Regions from separate parts of the Homo sapiens genome. Here region 2 is linked to region 1. Evidence: chromatin contacts called from ENCODE Hi-C data. All regions are on one chromosome and are shown on one strand. Each heading gives the region's core, a stretch centred on a gene start or an enhancer-like site at or near the end of the contact. The rest is flanking DNA. Distances are from core to core; before and after follow the strand shown. Region 1 holds the start of LINC01593 (long intergenic non-protein coding RNA 1593). Region 2 holds the start of SULT1C3 (sulfotransferase family 1C member 3).

What was found. Hi-C counts contacts between places; a loop is a spot of excess contacts on that map.
Region 2: a loop to region 1 is called in a map of OCI-LY7, with 2.9 times the contacts of the local background. The contact joins the promoter of SULT1C3 here to the promoter of LINC01593 in region 1. A Hi-C loop is called at or near these places in 1 of 168 maps with a recorded cell type or tissue (OCI-LY7).

Annotation. Positions count from the first base shown.
Region 1 is chr2:108,051,180-108,054,743 of GRCh38, forward strand. It overlaps LINC01593 (long intergenic non-protein coding RNA 1593), which reads right to left and starts at 1,576. Exons shown (of 3, transcript NR_135071.1): 1 at 1,455-1,576.
Region 2 is chr2:108,238,340-108,241,847 of GRCh38, forward strand. It overlaps SULT1C3 (sulfotransferase family 1C member 3), which reads left to right and starts at 1,629. Exons shown (of 8, transcript NM_001320878.2): 1 at 1,629-1,744.

The DNA.
Region 1 (3,564 bases), core at 326-2,825:
TGCGTCCACTCCAAGCACTGGTAAAAAACAAGGTCTATCTTGCTGATTTGAAGAGAAAATGATTCACTTCATTTTCTCCAGTGCCAGAAACTGTGGCAGAATCTCCTGTCCTCATTATGCATGGTGAGTTTCACAGTGGAGGAGGTAATAAGGGAAGTTCTGGTGACATTTTAATTAAGAGACCTAGAAATGCCTAAATCCTACTGTGATATCACTGCTCCCACCTTCCCATCTTCTCAAAGAGCAGTTATGCACAGAGGAAAACAGCCACAGTAAAGAAACCTTTTATATGTGGCTATGATATGGCTCTTCAACTTAATGTACAACTTTTGCACTAGAGGGACACAAGAATAGCTTCATTTTGCTATGCTAAAGAGGCTGAATGTCTTAGACCAAAGCTGGCCATGTTTCCCTGGGATCGGGTGGAGGTTCAGAGGACTTCCTTTCTTTGAAGGCATCACTACCAACTTCCCTGTCTGAAGCCCTCCTTAGTAAATTGTCCTGAGGCACAGTAACAATACCACCATAGCAAACAGACTCAATTACAGGCTGGGCAGTATTTAGCTGTACTCAAATTGCCTCAGCCTATGGCCTTGTCATTTCCATCATTATGGCCCCAAGACTTAGTTCTTATCTTCATCCTAAATCTTGATATTGCAGTACTATGCACTGGGTTCCCATGGTAGCCCGCAAGAAGTCTTTGTTGCCACATGTCCCTCCTGTAATCACTTAGATCCATGATCTCCCTCGGCTTTTGGCTGTCATCCCATGATGTTAAAGGCTTGTGTCCACCCCTCTCCTAGTATTTGGAGCCCAGTCCCCAAAAGTCTATCTAGTGATGAGATCCTTGTTCTCCAAAGCAGACGCCCTGAACATTGACTTGCAGCCCACAGGGCTCTCCACTTGCACACAGCCTCATGCCTCTACTTCTATGCTGCTGTTAGGGCCAGCTTGGAGCTCCAGGGCCAGCCATTGCCTCAAACAGGACCGTTTGGAATTGTACTAACACATTGGGCCTCTCCCACCTGGCTGAATCGCTGCCTCCATCGCAGACCACCATCCACCCCATCCTGTTCTGCTGGATGAGAGTTCCTGACTCCTCCCTTCTGTTCCATGTTGACATAAAACCATCATGCCTAAAATCTAAATTAATGGCACAAAAACCCACACTGTTCTTCCCTCCATGGGACTCTCTTCCCTTCCCAGATTCCTTAAACCTCACGCCTTCTCTTCTAATCAAGGTGTTTCTTCAAGAAAAGAACACGGGAGATGTGTCACTTCAACGTGGCAGTAAACTAACAGGGCTTCATCGTAAACCAGGTATTTGGAGCCCAGTCTACTGTGGATTCTCCACAGTGAAGGGTGAGCTCTCCTGGTTACAGGAGCATGGAACATTCAGAACATATGTGGGGGATGTTTGGGGACATAAGGGTTTCCATGTGTCCCTAACTCACCTTCAAGTAAGATGGAGACAGGCTTACAGGGATGCTACGCTGAGATTATTTTTCCCTGAAGAAGCCCCTCAGCTTTCCGTCTTCCTCAACCTGTCTTCTGTGTTGTGCAGAGGTAACCAGATCCTCGTCAGAGTGTCCAGAAGCTCCCTGCACACACAATGCAGAGTGTGAAGCCAGAGCCAGCCAGGCAGGGCACATTACAGTCTCCAACCTTGTAGAGACTCACGATTCCTTCTTAATCTCAGCATTCACAAACCCATAAATGAGAGCAATGGTACTTGCATTATCTGTTGAGAGAAAAACATATTGGCAAAAGTTACGAGATGCATATAAAAGTTCTATATAAAATGTTGAATTTGTTAATCATAACAAGCTATACACATATAGAAATAAATAGCTGTATGCGTGGGCAAGAAAAGCTGTCAGCCCAATCCATAAGTCACGTACAGTGTACACATGAGGGGTCCATATGCCTGGCTCTTACTCCACAGCCCTGAAAGTTTCTTGTTCTGAAGGTATGTGCCACTGGGTCTGTGTTATTAGATTGTGCATAATTTCCCACTAATAGTAGGAGACTTCCTGGTCTGTCCCAAGATGTTTGGCATCACAAGCACAACCTGAGCCCCATTTACCAGTTACAGACAGGAAGTTTGGGGCATGGGGAGGGATTCATTCCTCCCAGTCTTGGATCCATGTCCCTGCTAACAACAGTGGAGGGGCGGGGGTAGATGAAAAGTCTTCAGTGAAGAAGAGATCGCTTCTCTTCTCAGAGCAAAGCCAAGGAACAGTAGGCTCTGTGCTTAGTTCATTGACATATCTTCAACATTTATTTGGTCTGAATTACTAGGAAATACTGACCCTCATCCAGAAAGTGATAACCAAATTGGTAACCTTTCAAATGAGCAGCATTTTCTCTTCCTTTGGCCACTCAGTGACCTATTCTATTAAATGGAGATTAGCAATTTCTTCTCTCAAAGATGTAGTACCAAAACTACATGGAGAAGATAGAAACATATTTTCACACTTCTCCTTTATCCATAAGGGAAAAAGAAGTTATCCCTAAAAGTCATTTCTTTTCCCTTGGTGAGGCAGCCGCTGGTATTTCTATTATCCCTTGTTGGTGTTTGGATCAACTGTCCTCTACATCAATTTATGCTCTTAGTAAGTCTTCAATGAATCATCAGAATCAAGGCTTGTCTAAGGCAACATATTTCAAAGATAGAAAAAGTTTCCAAAGATTTATACATCTACTTCTGAGAAAGAAATATAAATTAAGCCTTCAATTTCCTTCCTGAAGCTCATGAATAAAATCTACTTTCTGGGTAAGTTCTATGAATAAGACTTCCTCAGGGCCTAAATATACTGTTGTTTATTAATTTCATTTTCCTGCCAAGAAAGTATTTTTTCCAAAGAGGCAGTGAGTCTAATTATTGCCAAGAATGATCACAACCCAAGTTTAGAAATTACGGAGTTGAACAATATGCACCTTAATTCTCTACTTTCTTGAAATAAATGCATTCTGCATTCTTTTGGTGCTTATTGAGAATCAGTTGTGTGTCAGGTCTTGTTAGCAATGAAAATAGGAAGGTGAAAAAGACACAGTCCCTTTAAGTTCTGGGAAAGCACAGTGTGCAAGGGAAGCACTGGAGAAGTAACTGGTCCAATCTTGGGGAGACGGAAGAAAGCTTCCATCACTGAGGGCAAGGGACACCTCAATGAGACTTAAGGAAGAGTAGAAGTCATGGGACAATCTAGACCAGTGCTCCTCAAAGCAAGTACCATGCATGGGTGTCAATTCATAAACTGCCTGTTATCGTAACAAGATAAGTATAAAATTGAGAGTAGGCATTAAGAAGCTTTTAGAGCAATTGGACAAATATCCAAATGTGATCAGCAGACTTCTATTTTATGTTTTTATATTTGTTTGTTTCTAATAACTATTTTCAATTGTATTTTATAAAAAGATGTAGTCTACAATGGATTGGGAATTTAGAAAAAGAAAAACTGGCACTTTCTCATCCAGGATTTGAGAAGCAGTGATCTTGTGTGTGGCTAGGGAGGGCTGGGAAGAGGGCACAGAGCAACAGATTCTAAAGCTTGCCTCTGAGGC
Region 2 (3,508 bases), core at 379-2,878, 190 kb after region 1:
AGGGAGAGACAAAGAGATGCAAGTAGACCAGGTTCTCTGCCCTTGGATCTTAACACATGCAGTTCTTCCCTCCAAAAGGAGACCAGAGACAGCACAAAACAACAAGCATGCAGAGATGGTTTTGTGACAATTACAGCATCTGTTTAGGCAAGGGGACTCTATCCAAGAAAACCTCCCAGTTCTTCCTACACCAGCCCCTAGGACAATTATCAAAATTGTTATTGGCTTCAGGTCTGTCATGACAGTGTGACCAAATGATCCAATTGGACGGGGACTGTCCTTTTAGCTGGAAAACTCCCACTTCTTACCTTGACAGTCAATGTAATCAACAGAACCTCTTTTCACACTCACATTTTTCCTGTTTTGATATGTTCACCCCTTAAAGAAGGTCTGTAGCAGGAATGGTCATGTTTCACAGTGAGAACATTCTATATCATGCATATGTAATGGAAACTATAAAGGGAGCATTTTAGTCCTCCTCCTCCACCAGGAGTTTTCACAAACAGACCTCATTTAGGTTTTCTGCAAGACATCAGCTCAGCAGCCAAGTGTAATGATGATATGAACCACCACGTGCCGGACATCCTTTGTCCTGGGCACTGTTCTGATGCTCTACATAATTCACGTCACATGATTCCTAAAACCAGGTTGCCAGATAATGGAGAACACAGCCATATGGCTTCAAAGTCATGCCCTAAGGCTCTGTGTTTTAGTGCTCAATCATCAGGAACAAAAGTTCAGAAAGAGATTAAAAAGCAATGACTTTGTCTCAAAAGTATAACTGAAATTGAAGATTAGGAATGGTCTCTGGGAGTCTTGCAAAACAGAGGACAGACAATGTAAATATATGGAATTTTAACAATGAACTCTGTACAATATTTACTTAACTCCAGTATACTGAGTGTTACTATGTATAATAAAAAGAGTAAAATCAATAATTAGATCATCTCAACAGATGGAAATTTTACTAAGCACCAGGTGAGGAGTGCAAGATCAGAAGCTCTGGAGACTGTTCTCCCCTGCCCACACCCACTGACAACCACAGTGTGTCCCACTGCATCCACTAACCCCGACATTCTTGCCCTGAAATACACACACACACACACACACACACACACACACACACACACACAGAGGGGGACATGGAGGTTTCATGGTTTTATTACAGGCCTTGTGGTTTCCTAAAATGAACTTTCTTCTACACCAATTTTAACTACGGATTCAGTAAAGAGGCAATAGAATATATTTTCTACAGGGTCAAAGGGAACAGGATGAAATAATTGTGCAAGTTCCTGTCCTGAGAGCTGGTCTGGGAAGACCTTCAGTATAAATATGGGCTCCCTGGGATAATTAATGAATTATTGGTTTGTATTCCCTCATGTTGGACCTGTTCATTTACATTCTGAGTAGCTGGTATCAAAAAGGGAGCAGCGACCCTCAACTTTGTGGTATCTGCAGAGAGCCAAGCCAGGACTAGATTTGTACCTTGGGGAGTACATCAGGATCCAGTGGAGGCAGAACACAGCAGCAGGTGCAAAGTCCTGCCCTGGCATCAGCCTTACCCCAGGCTGACACACCCACCCCACCCATCCTCCCAGGTTTATAAGCTCTGGACAGTCAGCACCATCCTCACCTGCTGTGCTCTTGCTTGCACAGTGTCCTGGAGCTGGACCTGGCTCTGGGTTTCCAGGAAGCAGTTTGACTAAAGGCAGCAAGCTGCTTCCTCTGCTGCCTGAGATACCAGGTAAGCCTCACCCTCTTAGAGACTCTCATCCTAGTGTCTGACGACCACCAGGCCCTGGAAAAGGGTCGGGATATTCAACCCTTGTTAATCATATAAAAAATAGCTTTGGAGCCTTTAGACTTTGCAGCTCCAAATAAAACTCAGGTAAGTCGTGAACTGAATGCCTCATGCATCTTCAGATGGTATTGGGTCCTGAGGTAACACTGAAGCAGAAGTCTAACTCTATTTAGATATCTTTCCCTGATGGTCTGAAAGAATGAGATGCTAAATGCATTCAATAATTTTGATTTGATCTTTAAATACCTGTAACCCTATTGCAAATAGTAGAGTGAATATAGCAATTCCCATAAGTGTGGTGCAGTAGATAATTTCCATCTAAAATTTTACTTACCAAGATATAGAATTTCCCTTTGGGGGTCTGTGAACTTTCTTAGTTTTATTTTCCCAAACAAAGAAACCTCCAGATTATGGGTGGGCACCCTACTTACTTTTATTACCTGGCAGAATTTGCAGGATCATTGCCCAGAACTAGCATATTGATTCAGATTTTTACATTACCCATCCCTTTTTGTTTCTTCCAAGCTGTAGGAGATACCACTTGATTCACAGGAATAAGCAGGGTTCGTCTAAAATGTAGGCAAAAAGCTTCAAAACAATGAAAGAGACTAGAATTTAATGACAAATATATGATAACATTTGGAACACAATTTCTCTCTCCAGTACTCATTTTTGGTAAAAACAAATTATGATAAGACCATGTGTGCTGTGGGTAGAATACACTATAGTCTTATACTTGGCCTGATTATTTGCATAATGTGCAGCAAGAATGGTTACATCTACATATGCCTTTTGGATTGGCTTTGAAGAAACTGTTCCACAAGGAATTTCAGATAAGACATTTAAAGCCGAGCCCAGCCATGGTTCGTATCCTCCATGAGTTGTGTGAGTCTTTCTCTTGAGTTCCCAAGATCAACATGGAGTTAGTTCCCAGACCTGTTAGAAAGTGACATTCCTGACTGACCAGAGGTTAGGAACCCTGTGCCACACTGTGTAGACAAGGTATGAGGCCAGCTCTCCCCAAGAGGCTTTATTGGCTCTGCGTGTCACGCTTGATTCCTCAAAGGGAAACACACCCTTTCAGTCAAAGCATATGTAAAATAACCAGTTTTTCCAATTGTGTCCTGTTGACAAAGAAAAATGGATTATTGTCACACTGATGCAAACAACTATATTGCCGTAAGTTAAGAGTACTCATAGATAGTCTCCTAATTCTAGAGGAACCAGGCAGAGAAAAATAAACATGCTCCAAATTTGGTTCACAATATGTACCTTACTCAATTATTAAAAGCCATAAATAGTTAAAAATAAGTTTACTTGATGATACAAAATAAAACAAGCATCAGCAATATTCCAAGCAAAAGTTTAAAAGCTTGCTTTAACTTTTTGGGTGCAGTCCACTTAGTTAACTCTTGTCTTGCTTGATATTTAAGGAACAAAGCAAGAAAACAATTGTCTGTGAATGACAAAATTTCCCGGATAGTTACAGTTAAAAACATGACTGGGACAGGTCGTGGTGGCTCATGCCTGTAATCCCAGCACTTTGGGAGGCCCAGGTGGGTGGGTCATGAGGTCAGGAGATTGAGAGCATCCTGGCTAACATGGTGAAACTCCGCCTCTAGTAAAAATACAAAAAATAAGCTGGGCATGATGGCGGGTGCCTGTAGTCCCAGCTACTCAGGAGGCTGAGGCAGGAGAATGGCATGA